Regions from separate parts of the Homo sapiens genome. Here region 1 is linked to region 2. A link is an interaction called in ENCODE POLR2A ChIA-PET data of the cell type or tissue named here. Cell type or tissue: OCI-LY7. All regions are shown on one strand.

Evidence for each region. Peaks named below come from ENCODE experiments on the same cell type or tissue, not always from the same donor. Only the 100,000 strongest peaks of a DNase experiment are listed, where the experiment ranks them.
Region 1: POLR2A ChIA-PET joins it to region 2 with 5 read pairs; 2 of 35 experiments call an interaction of 5 or more read pairs at or near these places.

What each region holds. Positions count from the first base shown.
Region 1 is chr10:113,689,169-113,697,168 of GRCh38, reverse strand. All of the region lies in intron 1 of CASP7 (caspase 7), which reads right to left. Among named protein-coding and RNA genes, the nearest start is that of CASP7, 13 kb to the right of the region's middle. In OCI-LY7, no CTCF peak of the experiment used is centred here; no DNase peak of the experiment used is centred here.
Region 2 is chr10:114,539,987-114,547,986 of GRCh38, reverse strand. It overlaps ABLIM1 (actin binding LIM protein 1), which reads left to right. Exons shown (of 23, transcript NM_002313.7): 5 at 211-337; 6 at 2,889-2,982. Among named protein-coding and RNA genes, the nearest start is that of ABLIM1, 110 kb to the left of the region's middle. RefSeq lists enhancers at 3,674-3,783, 6,255-6,434, 6,785-6,834. In OCI-LY7, no CTCF peak of the experiment used is centred here; DNase peaks (open chromatin) are centred at 3,506, 5,666 and 5,906; H3K4me3 peaks cover 2,483 bases; H3K27ac peaks cover 4,361 bases.

The DNA.
Region 1 (8,000 bases), 850 kb after region 2:
CCTAAATTCCTAGCAGGTCACAAAGTGCTCATACGCAATTCAAAAGCAGCGACAACCTGGGGTATTAGGCTCTCTTTCTATGTCAGATGCTTTTACACGGTTCTACACAAAATAGATTTCCATCAAATTACATTCCAGCTTGAGAATTTTCAAGAGATCCCCATTAACTATAAGTACAAATCTAAAGCCATCTCCTTGGATTTTAAGGCCCTTTCTGATCTAGTCTGGGAATCAGCATACTATGGCCCAACACTTGTTTCAGTAAATAGAGTTGTACTAGAAAACAGCCATGTCCATTCATTTATGTATTGCCTATGGCTGTTTCCTCTCTACGAGCAGAGTTGAGTGATGGCCACAAAGCCAAAAATATTTACTACCTGGCCCTTTCCACCCCCACCCTCTGCCTTCATTTCCCGCATAGCCTTCGTATGTGGCTTGTTTATTTGCGCTCTGCTGTTTGGCTCCTATAAGACAATATAAGTTCATTATGGCAGAGGTAGCTGGAACACAGAAGGTGCTTACTAAAATATTTAATTGAATGGAAGGCTGGATGAAACACACACCCTAAGGGGAAAGAATTAGCTAAAGGTGATGTGGCTGGCCCAAGGCAGAGCCAGTATTAGAATCATTTTTTTTTTTTGTCTTTGAGATGGAGTTTTGCTCTTGTTGCCCAGGCTGGAGTGCAATGGTGTGATCTCCGCTCACTGCAGCCTCCGCCTCCCAGGTTCAAGTGATTCTCCTGCCTCAGCCTCCCGAGTAGCTGGGATTACAGGTGCCCACCACCACATCTGGCTAATTTTTTTTTGTATTTTTAGTAGAGACAGGGCCAGGCTGTTGGCCAGGCTGGTCTCAAACTCTGGCCTCCCAAAGTGCTGGGATTACAGGTGTGAGCCACTGCACCTGGCCAGTATTAGAATCACTTCTCCTAAATCAAGTCCCATTTTCTTCCCCATGAAGGGATCAGGGATCAACTTTCAGGAATAAAGAGAAACTTCAGACTCCAATTTCTACCTGGTCCCAACTGTTACTAGAAAAGGGTCCTGATGCAGACCCCAAGAGAGGGTTTGGACCTCGCGCAAGAAAGAATTAAGGGTGAGTCCATAGAGTAAAGTGAAAGCAAGTTTATTAATAAGGTAAAGGAATAAAAGAATGGCTACTCCATAGGCAGAGCAGCAGCTTAGGCTGCTGGACTAGGGATACTCATAGTTATTTCTTGATTATATGCTAAAACAAGGGGTGGACTATTCACAAGTTTTCCAAGGAAGGGGTGGGAAATTCCAGGAACTAAGGAAGTTCCCCTTTTTAGACCATATAGCGTAGCTTCCAGACATTGCTATAGCATTTGCAAACTGTCATGGTGCTGGGGGGAGTGTCTTTTAGCATGCTAATGGCTTATAATTAGTGTATAATGAGCAGTGAGGGTGACCAGAGGTCACTCTTGTCACCATCTTGGTTTTGCTGGGTTTTGGCTGGCTTCTTTACTGCAACCTGTTTTATCAACAAGGTCTTTATGACCTCTACCTTCTGCTAACCTCCTACCTCATCCTGTGACTAAGAATGCCTTAACCTCCTGGGAATGCAGCCCAGTAGATCTCAGTCTTATTTTACCCAGCCCCTATTCAATATGGAGTTGCTCCGGTTCAAATGCCTCTGATACAATCCCTGAGCAACTTCACTGAGCAGGCCGCGGTTGTCAGGTGCAGTTCTGTATTCCAGTTAGGGCTCACCCAGGGATGCTGTCATTAAGTTGGAAAACAAGAAGGCATCTACTTTACAGAATATTTTGTGCCGCTGAGCACAAGTAATAACTTTTGGAGGTGGGGAGAAGGAATGCAGTTCAGAAGGAGGTGTCCAAGGAGGCAAAGTGACAACCTAGTGGCCTTGCACTCCGAATGGCATTATGGTGTCACCTTCCAGCTTATCTGAGGGTGAACTGGGAAGAGGGGAGGGAGCTAAGAAGGGAAAGTCCTACTGCCAGGTCTCTACAATGACCATGGGAAGTCAGATGGTCACCTTGTTTCTCAACACATCATGAGCCTCCCTTCATCATCACCAATGTGTTTCTGGTTGGGAGGCAGATTTTTCAGATTAGAACCCAAAGTTTCTCAAAAATGGAGATAACTCACAGAGGAGATAAGCATAAGGCCACACATGCAGAAAATACCTGATAGCCTCTCTTGTCTCCTTTACATAGACTTAGTTACTTTCCAATATAGACTGTTATTAACACAATACACACTCACATATTTTCAAAACTAGTAAGTCAAAGTTTTAAAAAAATCCACCAGACAAAGACACTAACTTTGATATGTGGTGTTAATCAAGTTGGCCCTTTTGCTAAAGTTAATCTTAAAGGCTCAATCTAGGGTATATGATGACAACACAATATAACCACTATTTTTAAAAGAAAGAAGAAATGTCAGTGTGATAGCGGAATAGGAGGTTCCAGTTTTCATTCTTATATAGAAATACTGATTTTGGCAACTACACCTATGGACAAGAATACTTTTGTGAGGCCACAGGAGTCCACTGAGAGGTTTCAGCACACTGGTGGAGCAAAAAATCGAAGAGTGGATGCATCAAAGAGTATAATAAGAGCAGCTCACTTTACCCACATCACCCCTCCCCTAAGGTGGCACAGCTCAGTTCCAAGAGAGGTCCCTCCAGCTCACAATTCTCCCATGGGGGAAGTGAGAGTGAAGTGAGCACCCAGCTTTCCCAGCCCAAAAGGATGTTGTCTAGGAGACCCACTTCTGTTTCATCCCACCCAGAACACTGAGGGGAATAGTACGGCTGAATCGTCTGGGGCAGCCAGGAGCAAGGAGAAGCAGCAGCAGGAGTGCAAATAGTGTATGGTTATCAAAAGCCGGCTATAGATTCTGCTACCCAGCTCATGGATGCTACCCTAAGTCCCTCCCATAAACCCTGCAGGACAACTTGCCTATGTACCCCTTCAACCAGCTGATATGTACCTCAGTGCACAACAGTCTGTACACAACCACAGACAATGCTTGGATCTCAACAGCAGGTAGGGATATTAGCAGCCAGCTCAACTTTGATGGATTGAGAGAAGACATATAACTTTGAACATTTCAGGGTACTACCCTAAGGAATAAGCAGGAGGCTTTTAGCACAAGGTCTGCCTTTGCAGGACTGAGAGAACACATATAATCCCAAAGAGGGAACAAGAGGTGTGGAGCAGGTATATCTAGAGAAAAAGTGTGAGAGATCCCCAGAATCTCTAGCTAAGCTCACTGGCAAAGGTCTTTCTCTCCTAAAGCCAGTCAATAAAGACGGGAAGAGGTGACTGCTTCTTCAAGTGTGAACACACAATGCGAGGCTTCAAAGAACACAAATAATCAAGGAAATATGACACCACCAAAGGAACAAAATAAAGCTCCAGTGGCTGATCCCAAAGAAATGGAGATCTATGAATTACCTGACAAAGAATCCAAAATAATCATCTTAAAAAAGCCCAGTGAGGAACAAGAGAGCAGACAGACAAATAAATGAAATCAGAAAAACAACAAATAAACAAAATGAGAAGTTCAACAAAGAAATAAAAACCAATAAATGAACGAAACAGAAATTATGGAGCTGAAGAATACAATGTCTGAAATAAAAAATTCAATTGAGAGTTTCAACAGTAGACTTGATCAATCAGAAGAAAGAGTCAGTGAACTTGAAAACAGATCATTTGAAATTAATCAGTCAGAGGAACAAAAAGAAAAAGGAATGAAAAAGAGTGAAGAAACCTATGCAATTTATTGGACACCATCAAGTGAACCAATATATGCAGTATCGGTGTCTCAGAAGGAGCAAAGAGAAAAGGGTAGAAAGTTTATTTAAAGAAATTATGACAGAAAACTTCCCAAATCTGGAGAGGGAAAGGAACATCTAGATTCATGAAGCCCAAAGAACCCCAAACAGATTGGGCATAAATAGGTCTTCACTGAGACACATTACAATCACTGGTAAGAGTCAAAACAGATAAGGAGAAAATCTTGAAAGCAGCAAAAGAAAAGCAACTGATTTTTTTCCAAGATGGCAGATTGGAGGCATTGTTAGCATGCCTCTCTCACTTGGGAAGATAAAATAGTGTGTAGAGATTCATGCTGTGTACTTTTTTCCAAGAAGCAACACAGGAACTTAATAGGAAAACTGAAAGAAACCACAGAGCCTTTGAAAGAAGTGGTGGGCTGCAGCCTATACTGTGAACCAGGTAGAAAATTCTAAGTCCCTGGAGTGTGAGGGGGATAAACTGTCTCTGGGACATACATTCCCACTGGAGAACTTGGCAATCCAGGCCACAGGGAAAGGTCTTAACCCTACCCAGCACTGAAGCTGATTTAGTGAGCACTGGGGAATACATGAGAAGGAATAGCATTGGGATGTGCATTGCATGTGCTCTCGGTCTCCAGCAGGGATAGAAGGAAGTCATTCCAGGTCCTACCTCACAGGTGACCTTGTGGACATCTTCCAGCAAACTCAGTAGTCTGTCATAGGTTGAGAGAGGTTCCCAATTGACATTTGTGATATAATCTCGAGTGACGATGAACCCCCTTGGCCAGAACCGAGGGGTGAGTGGGCAGTGGGTTATACTCACGAGCACAAGAGCTGGGTACCTTTGTTTCTCAGGCAGACCAGAAGGGGCGTGGCCTGAAAGCCATGGTATGTCTCAACTGGGAAGGCTTATGGCCTGGGGCAGTTTTGAGTTCTGAGAGCAGAATGCCTGGAACCTAGCTAGCTGCTACTAGTGGAACACTACCGGTGTGAGACCTACCTTGCCAAGTGCATGGGAACTGGGCAGAGCTTACTGTCACCTGCTACTCCCCACTCCCTGTGTGGACTTTCTGTGCAGCACAGGCAGTTGCACTCCTCCCTGGAACATTACCCCTGCGGCAAGAGGACTGCCCTCTTATCCCCACTGGGGCCTCTGCTTGAGCCCACACATGGAGAGCCATAGCATGTACTTACGTGACCCAGCCCCCACCTGGCTTTGCCCCTTTACCCCCTACTCCATAGCTTAACACAAAGGACAGAAACTTTGGGAAGCTCTATGGCCTCACGCATTGTCTGAGACACCAGAGTACCTCACCTGGGTAACATAAGAAGCACAAATCCCACTGCTACCACCGCAGCTGGTGTTCTTTTCCAAGTGCCACTTCCTGCCTGGAGGCCAACCAACACAGTCCATTACAGCATCTGCTGGCAGAATAACATAGCACCCAGGAAGGAGAAAACTTACGCATGACCCCATCTGTCACCACTGCCTGCATTACCCCCAGCTAATCAGTAGGTCCTGAGTCTGTCCACATGACCAGTTCATTCCTACTATAGCTAGTGTGTGAGAAAGCCAACACACTAAGGCTATTTATAAGGAATCTCACAGAGTCTATGTCACTTCCCTGCCACCCCCATCAGAACAGATGCTGGTACCTACTGCTGGAAATTTGAGGGCAGGTCGCATCACTGGACCCCCTGCAGACATTCCCCGGCACTTTCCTGGAGTGTGGCAGCCCCACTGGGTGGCTAGACCCAGAGAAGCAGCAGCATTCACAACAGTCTGGCCCTCAGGGCTCCTACTCCTAGGGGAAGGGGGAGTGCACCACATCAAAGGAGTAACCCATGGGACAAAAGAATCCAGATGGCAAAGCTTGAGTCCCATAGCTTTCTGCTTGTGGGAAGTTTTTTTCAGCAGAGGCACAGGTGCAATGCTGAACTCAGAAGGGAAAGTCTGTGGCTCTACTACAACAGTCAGGCATCCCTGGTGCTTGTGACAGGTCTTGGAGAAGGAGACTTTTCCTCCTCACCCACCACTGCAGCTACAGCTTGGGCTTCTCCCACAAGAGCGTGGCATGGGTGCATCTGTAGACAGCCTTTCTAGAACACTTCAGGGTGACTGCATCCTCATAGGACAAGTGCCCTCAAGGTTCAGGCTTGCATGAGGGGTAATTATAATCCCTCTCTACATGGAACATCAGTATTTCTGCAGCTGGAAAGTGGTGTCTGCCTGGTTTGAATGGACAGAACACTGGGTCAGGAGTGTGAATGGGAGGCAGTTTTTTCTCCTGCTGGCCTGGGATGGGAGCTGGGGTAGCCCCTTCCTTCCCCCTGAAAAGACCTCAGTGTTTTTCAATGACAGCTTCTCCAGCCGCCTACGTCAAGGCTGGGACCTCTGCCCTCCATTAGGTATTGTATTTATCTACCTGTTTTAGGCACACCCAGTTTTTACCCAGGGACAACTCCCATACTGACTTGAAGCCTGAACTGTTCAACCCAGTAATACTGGAGGAATGAATGAATGAATGAATGAACAAATGAATAAATAAATAAGTGCACACCACTGGGGATGAGCTTCAGAGACTTTTGCCATTCCAACCCCACAAGAGACAGTCAACCTGCTCACACACGAAGCACATTGCTACTACATCTGAGAAAACCATCATACAAAGACTCTCTATAACCAAGGAACTTATACAGAGTCTTCACCGCCAAAAGCACCCAGAGCCAAATTAGGTTACAATAAGCTATAATCATTGAAGTCACATCCATAAGGTGGAAAAAAGGAAATTAGAAAGAAACGGTTGAATCAAAAATAAATTCAAAAATAATTAGAAGAAACAGTCTATCCAAATGAGAAGGAACCAGAAAAATAATTCTGGCAATATGACAAAACAGGGTTCTATAACACCCCCAAAAGATCACATTAGCTTTCCAGCAATGGATCCAAACTAAGATGAAATCTTGGAAATACCAAATAAAGAATCCAAATGGTTGATTATTAAGTTACCCAAGGAGATACAAGAAAAAGGTGAAAACCAATATAAAGAAAGTTTTTTAAAAATTCAGGATATGAATGAAAATTTTTCTAAAGAGATAGATACTTTAGAGGAAAAAAAAACAATCAGAACTTCTAGAAATGAAAGACACATTTAGGGAGTTACAAAACAAGTGGAAAGTTTTAACAACAGACTAGACCAAGTAGAATAAAGAATTTCAGAGCTCGAAGACAAGGCTTTTGAATAAACCCAGTCAGACAAAAATAAAGAAAAAATAACTAAAAGAAATGAACAAAGTCTCTAAGAAATATGAGATTATGTAAAATGGCCAAAGCTAAGAATCACTGGTGTTCCTGAGGGAGAAGAAAAAGTAAAAATTTTGGAAAATTTATTTGAGGGAATAATTGAGGAAGACTTCCCTAGCCTTGCCAGAGATTTAGACATCCAAATACAAGAAGGTCAAAGCCCTTCGGGGAGATTCATGGCAAAATGGACATCTCCAAGGCATACAGTCAACAGGCTATTACTAATGTCAACATGAAGGAAAGAATTCTAAGAGCAGTAAGACAGAAGTATCAGATAACCTGCAAAGGAAAAGCTATCAGACTAACAGTAGACTTCTCAGCAGAAACCTTATAAGCCAGAAAGGATTGGGGCCCTATTTTTAGCCTCCTTAAACAGAATAACTCTCAGCCAAAAACGTTGTATACAGCAAAACTAAGTTTCATAAATGAAGGGGATATAGTCTTTCTCAGACAAGCACATGCTGAAGGAATTTGCCACTACCAGATCAGCCCGACAAGAAATGCTAAAAGGAATTCTAAACGCTGAAATAAAAGGTCAATATGCAACAGAATAGAACCTCTCAAAAACACAAAACTCACAGGGCTTATAAAACAATAACACAATAAAAAAAACAAAGTATCCAGGTAACAATCAACATGATGATTGGGTCACACCTCAATATTAATGTTGAATGTACATGGCCTAATGCTCCACTTAAAAGATACAGATTGGCAGAATGGATTAAAAAAAAAATCACAAACCAAATGTCTGCTGTCTTCAAGAAGCTGAGCTAATTAATACAAAGGATTCTTATAGAATCAAGGTAAAGGGGTGGAAAAAGATACTCCACACAAATAGAAACCGAAAGCAAGCAGAAGTTGCTACTCTTATATCAGATAAAACAAACTTTAAAGAAAAACAGTTTACAAACAA
Region 2 (8,000 bases):
TGAAGCTTCCGTTCTGTGTCCTTCCGAGGACGCAGCCTGTGAGCCTTCACCAAGAAAGATTTTGTGCAGGGAAAGAAACTGACCCGAGATGGTGCTTGAGTAAATATTGATTGAGTGTGTGATGGGCACACAGTGGGGTTGAAATTGGGCTGCCTGCTTGGATTTAGCAAAGGAAATGTGTAGTAACCACTGGCGGCTGCTCTTTTTCAGATTGTGCCGGCTGCGGAAGAGATATCAAGAATGGGCAGGCGCTGCTGGCGCTGGATAAGCAGTGGCACTTGGGGTGCTTTAAATGCAAGTCCTGCGGGAAGGTCCTCACCGGGGAGTACATCAGCAAGTAAGGCTGGGCGCGGGCACGCGTTCCTTTCAGTGGGCACCGGGCGTTGTGGTTCTTCTGCAGGTCCTGGTCTCAGGGGCCCCACCCCATCAATGGTGCTGAAATTGTTCACATCCTGCCATCATAATGAACTTGTTGCTATAAAACTTTTGAAAAGAATTGTATTCTTTTGCCTTGGCTACTATAAACCTAATGATATGTTAATCATTGCCTAATTTAACAATTAATGAAGCTGACACTGTTACACTGTATGTCATTACCAATTAAGCATTTAATAATTTCCCTGTTGCTGTTCATTCTCCTATGAGGAACTAGTAAGCCTTTGTTCTCCTTCCAGGGCTGGAGTACATTCATAGACGCTCCCCAAAAACACACAAAGCCTAGGTTGTGGGCCTTTTAGGACTGCACAAAACAGCCTGCCAGGAAATGGGCTCATGTTCAATAATAGTGGATAATAGCTACAGTTAAGGAAGTGAGGCTTTTTTTTTTTTAAATGTAGCCTGGCAATGAGGGGAAATTTTCCACCGTATACCTTTTCATGCCTTAAAAAAAATTTTCCTGCTGGGCGTGGTGGCTCACACCTGTAATCTCAACACTTGGGAGGCCAAGGTGGGAGGATCACTTGAGTTCAGGAGTTCGAGACCAGCCTGAGCAACATAGCAAGACCTCATCTCTACTAATATAAATAAATAAATAAGCAAGCAAGCCAGGCATGGTGGCACATGCCTGTAGTCCCAGCTACTTGTGAGTCTGAGGTGGGAGGATCACTTGAGCCCAGGAGATCAAGGCTGCAGTGAACTATTATCGCACCACTGCACTCCAGCCAGGGCAACTGAGTAAGACCTTGTCTCAAAAAATAAACAAATAAATTCATTCATTAATTCATGCATTTCCCCAACCACATGAAATCACCTATTCGAAAATATTAATGAATGTAGTTTAAAAATATAGTGAAACAAACAAGCAAACAAAAGGTTGCTTGGGCCCCACCCACTAGAAATCTAATTCTACAGGCCCAGGGTAAGGCTGAAACACCTGCACTGAAAGGGCAAGAAGGCTGGGTGCGGTGGCTCATGCCTGTAATCCCAGTACTTTGGGAGGCCGAGGCAGTCGGATCACCTGAGGTTGAGAGTTCGAGACCAGCCTGGCCAATATGGTGAAACCTCATCTGTACTAAAAATACAAAAACTGAGCCGGGCATGGTGGTGGGCACCTGCAACCCCAGCTACTTGGGAGGCTGAGACAGGAGAATTGCTTGAACCTGGGAGGCGGAGGTTGCAGTGAGCCCAGATCGCACCACTGTACTCCAGCCTGGAGACAGAGCAAGACTCTGTCTCAAAAAAAAAAAAAAAGAAAGAAAAGAAAAGGCAAGAAGCTCTTCAGGTGACCATTATGGACAAAATAAGACAGGTGCCTGGCTTCTAACGGAACATTGCAAGCTATGCGGGGGTGGGTAACTTGGCAGTCTAGGGTGGCACTCTATAGCTTTTCCATGCAATCACACACAGGATATAATATTTTTCCTGTGCTCCAAGGAGGTTGACTGAGCTGAAGGAGGCGGCCCTGGGCTCCGGAGGCCTCCTGAGAGCTGAGGAGGTGGTGTCTGCAGGCTGTTCAGAGGCTGTACTCTGGCATGTGGGCCCCTTGTAGGGGAATGAATGCTGAGCCCACATCTGACGGGCTCAGTGTTCTTGTTTTTTTTTTTTGTTTTTTTTTTTTGAGATGGGGTCTTGTGCTGTCACCCAGGCTGGAATGCAATGGTGCGATCTTGGCTCACTGAAACCTCCACCTCCTGGGTTCAAGCAATTCTCCTGCCTCAGCCTTCTGGGTAGCTGGGACTTACAGCTACACCTCACCACACCTGGCTAATTTTTGTATTTTTTTTAAAGTAGAAACAGGGCTTCCCCATGTTGGCCAGACTGGTCTCAAACTCCTGACCTCAGTTGATCCACCCACCTCAGCCTCCCAAAGTGCTGGGACTACAGGCATGAGCCACCGTGCCGGGCCTCAGTGTCATATTAATAACTATATGTATTATATACATTAACAATATTTTATAGCTTTGCCTTTATTGTGGTTTTAATGAAATTGTCGCTAGTGTTTTGCCTTCAGGTGTGATATTGCCTATTGATTTGCCAGTATCTTCTTCAGGTTCATTAACACCATTCTTTCTCTGGTTTATTAATTATTGTTATGTGGGCTCAGTGGGCTCAGTACTCCTACGTGCCCAGGGGGCCTGTGGAGAGAGAATGCTGCCAGGCTTTCTGCTAGTTAGCTCTGAGACAGTAAAAAATCGGCAAGGGTGACCATATGGCGACATGGCTGTTTCGCCTGTGTGGCACCGAGAGCCGCAGAGTGCTCTCTGGATCGTTTTGTTTGTGGTTTTGATCCTGTCTGGCCAGGTCTGACTGGATTGCCAGGCATGTGAACACTGGGCAGGGGAGAAATATGTCCTGCCCTTCTGTGGAAAGGCCTTGGAGAAATGTGGTTTTGGTGTCTTCTCCAGCCCCTGGCCACCTCCTCAGGAGCCGAACACGTTTTTGTCTTGCAGGGATGGTGCTCCGTACTGTGAAAAGGACTACCAGGGACTCTTTGGGGTGAAATGTGAGGCGTGTCACCAGTTTATCACAGGGAAAGTCCTGGAGGTAAGTGGCAGACCGGCTCCCTCATAGCTACCGCCATCTTTCTCAGCGGCCCTCAGAAACAAACAAGAGGGGACCCTTTCCCACCTCCTCCATCTTTTTTTCACCTGTGGAGAAAGAAAGTAGTCGCAGGTGACTATTTTCAAGAATTAAGGTGCTGCACTCTCCTCAAAGGCTCACGTGGAAATTAGAATGATGGAGAATTTGCACAGGAAAAAAAAAAGAATGATAAAGGTTCTGGTAGGAGTTATGTAGGACAGGCTATATTAGACCATTTTCATTTTTAGAAGTTAGACAAGAGTAAATGAAAAGGGTGTGAAATCATGTGTGTATACATCCATGTGTGCATGTGTGCATATGTCTATGCATGCATCTGTGGGCGTGTGCAGATTCAGGGAGCAGAGGCTCAGAATGGAAGCTAAGAAAGGAAGGGTGGGGGAAAGGTAGAGGCATTGGCTTCCCCAAACTTCAAAAACCACATCCTGTGTGACCCAGAGCACCCTGTGGCCGGGGCTGAGCTGAAGCCTGTCAAGTTCAGGTGCAACCGCCTCCAGCTAGGGAGCTTTCTTCCTGCTTTCTCAGCAGCCGCCACACAGGCTTCTGCCTCTGGGCTGAGCCAGTTCCTCTGGGGTGAGACACAGAATTCTGGGGCCAGAGTTCAGAAGGAGTCGCTACCCTACTTCTCCCAGGCCTGTGGGGTGTCAGCCAGGTCCAAGGAAGAAGTAAGACTGCCTCATCTGTGGCCCACCTGCCAGCGTGGAGAGTATGGCCCAAGCAGAGGTGGGTCAGGAAGCCCCACAACTAGGGGGATGACTACAGGTGCTGCAGCTTGTCATCTTGCTTTGTCAAGGACCAGGCTGCTAAATCCACGGAGCCATGTTCCACCTTCCCAGCAGGGCACGTTTCAGAGACACAGACACAGATCTGAGGCCCCCCTCCCCGCCACCATGGTGTTTCTGGGCTGTGCTGTCTCTTCCGTGGGGTTTCACAGCAAAGGCCCAGTGTAGCCCCCTAAATCCCACTGTAAACCCTTTCCATGAAGCACAGAGGGGCCAGCATTGGATGTGTGCTGGGACGTGGGCAGCTGATTGCATTTGGGAGAGAAGGGTGTGGTTGTGGTCAAATGCAGTTGCCTCTTAGCCCGAGGAAGAGGGTTCTGGGAAGAGGGAGCAATACCTGCAGAGGCTCAGAGGTGAGGAAAAGCACAGGATACATAAGAAACGTCAGTTGGGCACCGATGTGACAGATGATGCTGGAGAAGTGGGCAGGGTCCCAAGAGTCATATTCTGGAGTTTGGGTGTTACCCTAAAAGCGGTAGGAAGCCATTGAACTGCTTGTAGCTGGAGTGTCATGTGATTAGACCAGGTTGTTGTGTAAAGAACGTATGAGAGTTCTCAAATCTATGTACGCACGCGTTCACAGCAGCCCTATTCACATCAGCCGAAAGGTAGAAACAACCCAATGTCCATCAGCAGGTGAATGGATAACAACATGTGGTGTATCCAACTAGTGGAATATTATCCAGCCTTGAAGCAGTGCTGCCAACCACAGGATGAGCCTTTAAGTAAAAGAAACCAGCCACAAAAAGCCACATATTGTATGATGCCATTTATATAAAATATCTAGAATAGGTAAATCCATACAGATAGAAAGCAGATTGGTAGTTGCCAAAGGCTGGGGGAAGGGGAAATAGGAAATTACTGCTTTATGGATACAGGATTTCCTTTTGGGGTGATGAAAATATTTTGGAATTAGAGGAGGTGGTTGCATAGCATTGTGAATGAATGTACTAAGTGCCACTGAATTGTTCACTTTAAAATGTTTAATTTTATAGTACGTGCATTTCAGCTCAGATGTTTTTTAAATGGCTGGGAAGGGAGTTGGGGTGGAGACAGGCCAGCTAGGAGGCTACTACAGAACTTTGGGCACAAAATGATGGTGGTGCTAGCTGGAGTGGAGCCTGAGAAATGGGCCCCCACCCTCCGCACACACAGGAAGGGTGGAAAGAGTTCTCTCATAGCCTTTCCAATAAAGCTTTAATTATTGACCCAAGGACACTTCAAAACTAGTGTCTTGACCAGGGAGAAAGAAGCATATCCCCAGGAAGGCTGTTGGAGAAGGTGGATGGGACCCACCTGATGGGGAGCTTGGAGTCCGAGCGGTCCCATCACAGCGCTCAGAGTGTGATGCACAGGAGGTTGGTGCCTCCCCTCCTGGCCCTGAGTCCATCCCTCATCCCTCCCCAGAGAGCTCTTCTCAGAAGTGCCCTGATTGGGGCCTGACGCCATTTCCCTTGGGATTCCTGAGTTTGATCTCTTGTGGAGGACTGAAATAAACCTGTTGAGTTGGGGCAACTTGGAAATTTCCTTCTCCTCCTCCTTCTTCTTTCTCTTTCTTTTTTCTTCTTCTTCCTCCTTCCTCCTCCTCCTCGTCCTCCTCCCTTCTCTTCCCTCCTCCTCCCTTCTCCCTCCTCCTTCTTCCTTTCTTCCTTCTAATTTCTTCTTTCTTCCTTCTTCTTTCATCTTTCTTCCTTCTTCATCATCATCTTCTTCTTTTCTTTTTTTTTTTTCTTTTTTCTTTCTTTCTTTTTTTTTTTTAGAGACAAGGTTTTGCTCTGTTGCCCAGGCTGGAGTGCAGTGGTACAATCATACCTCACTGCAACTTTGAACTCCTGGGCTCAAGCTATCTTTCTGCACAGCCCCCTGAGTAGCTGGGACTACAGGTGCATGCCATCACACCCAACTGATTTTGTTATTTTTTGTAAAGAACGGGAGTCTCACTCTATTGTCCAGGCTGGTCTCTAACTCCTGGCCTCAGGCAATCCTCCTGCCTCAGCCTCCCAAAGTGCTGAGATTACAGGCATGAGCAACCAAGCCTGGCCCTCATAAAAAGAAACAATAGAACATCAGAATGATTTCCCAGATGTCCAGCTGTACAAAGAGAGACGAGAAAATACTGAACGTGGTCCCCACATTTGTGACAGCCGTGTTTGCAGTCTTCTTAGTCCACATGTGGAGCTGTGTTCCCCCAAAACATGCTGGGGAGGGAAAAGGGCTCTGTGTGTGTGTGTGTCTGAGTGTGTGAGTGTGTGTGTGTGTGTGTGTGTGTTGATTCCCTTCAGATTTAGCTCAACAGCTGTGGGGAAGAAAATCTAAAATAAAGCTAGATCCAAGAACATGCCATTTGGAAGAAACATGTGCTTACTCTGTTTTCTGCTTCAAGACCTGAGTCATTTGGCATTCACTGTGGCTGCAGAGACCTCTTCTCAAATTGGCTTCAGGTTTCTGTGAAGGCCGTTTTGTGAGGCCTAAGACTTGGAGACTTTCCATGCGGGGCTTTCAGAGTTGAGGCGTCTGGGAGTAGTTTGCACCATGTTCAGCCTCCACCCAGCAGACGTAGTCCTTAGATGGGCGTGTGAGCTAGAAAAACGTCCTGCAGGGTTATCACACTGACGTGTGACAGCTTGTGAGTCGGTTTGGCTTGGTTACCAACACAAAGCAGGACGGTCTCCACACACTCCTCCCTCGGCCTCTCATGCTTGGGTCTTGGTGGTGGTGAAATATTGTGATGGTGGATTTGTTGTAAATACTGTGAACCTTGGGGTTTTGTGGGTTTTTTATATTTATTTTATCCACAGATGAATTTATTTTATCCCTTTACAAATGTATTAGTTTTCTGTGTCAGCTGTAGCAGTGGTGGCTTAAAGCAACAAGCTTAAACAGTTCTTGAGGTTCTTGAGGTTAGTTCTTAAACTGAGTTCTGTCAGTTCTTGAGGTTAGACGTCTGAAAGCAAGGTGCAGGCAAGGCAATGCTGTCTCTGAAGGCTCTAGTGAAGGGCCTTTCCTCGCCTCTCCCAGTTTCCGATGGCTCTGTGTGTTGCTTGACTTGTGGCAGCCTCCCAATCTCTGGCTTTGTCTTCACATCGCCTTTTGCGTGTTGTCTCCTTTTCTCTGTTACAGTTCCCTCTGCCTCTTTCCTGTAAAGCCACTTGTCATTGGATTCAGGGCCCACCCAGATAATCCAAGATGACCTCACCATCTCAAGATCCTTTGCTTAATTACATCTGCAAAGACTCTTCTCCCAAATAAGCTAGCATTCACAGGTTCCAGGGAATTGATAGGGAGTCTCTTTTGGTGATGATCGGGTCACCATTCAAGCTGCTTGAGTAAGCCTGGGAAATCATGCACGTATCATCCCAGCGAGGCCTGCAGACCCTGTGTGGTTTTAATTTAACACTCACTGAGCCCTAAGAGGACCCTAAGGCCTCTCTAGGTGTGGTGTCACCAGAGATGCCACCAGACACCTGAGGGACCTTTGAGAAAGAGAAAGGTCACTGGACAATGATAGAGAAGAGACGCTCCAGGTCTGGCTGTGTCACTCATTCCTGAGTGACTTGGGGCAGGTTGTTCAGCCTCTTGGGGCTGTCTTCATTTCCCAGGTAAAGGGACTAGCATGTAACCTCCAGCAGCCCTCGAGTTCTCTCTGTCTCTGTCATTCCTTAATCCTTGTAAGCCCTGAAAATCACATCAGCTTGAACGGGTGGGGAGACGGGCCCGAGCACCAGCGGCTCAGTTGAAAAGGCTCTGGGTGGCAGCCAATCTGAATCTGTACTCACCAGCTGGGGCCCCTTGGGCAAGGCTTGCCACTTCTTTGAGCCTCAGTTTTCTTTTCTTTAAGTGCAAGAATTGAAAATATACGTGTAATTCCAAGACTTGGGCTGCTAGACCTCCCGGAGTCCCTTCGGCTCTAAGGATCTGAGTTCTAGAATTCTCATGTCTTGGCTGTAAGGGATCAGACAGAACCAATGGTTCTTTTTTTCTGGAAACCAGCACGTAACACTCAGCATAGAGCATACACTCAAATTGTAGCTTGATTTCTCATCACTTGTTTTCAGTTTTGTTTTCGACAGCAAGATTCTCTTTTTAGGGGGATCTTGCTATAAATGGTACATCTTCAAATGCTTCTGCTGATTAACTTATAAATTTAGGAGAGTTCTGAAGATATTTACAACCTGCCTCCTA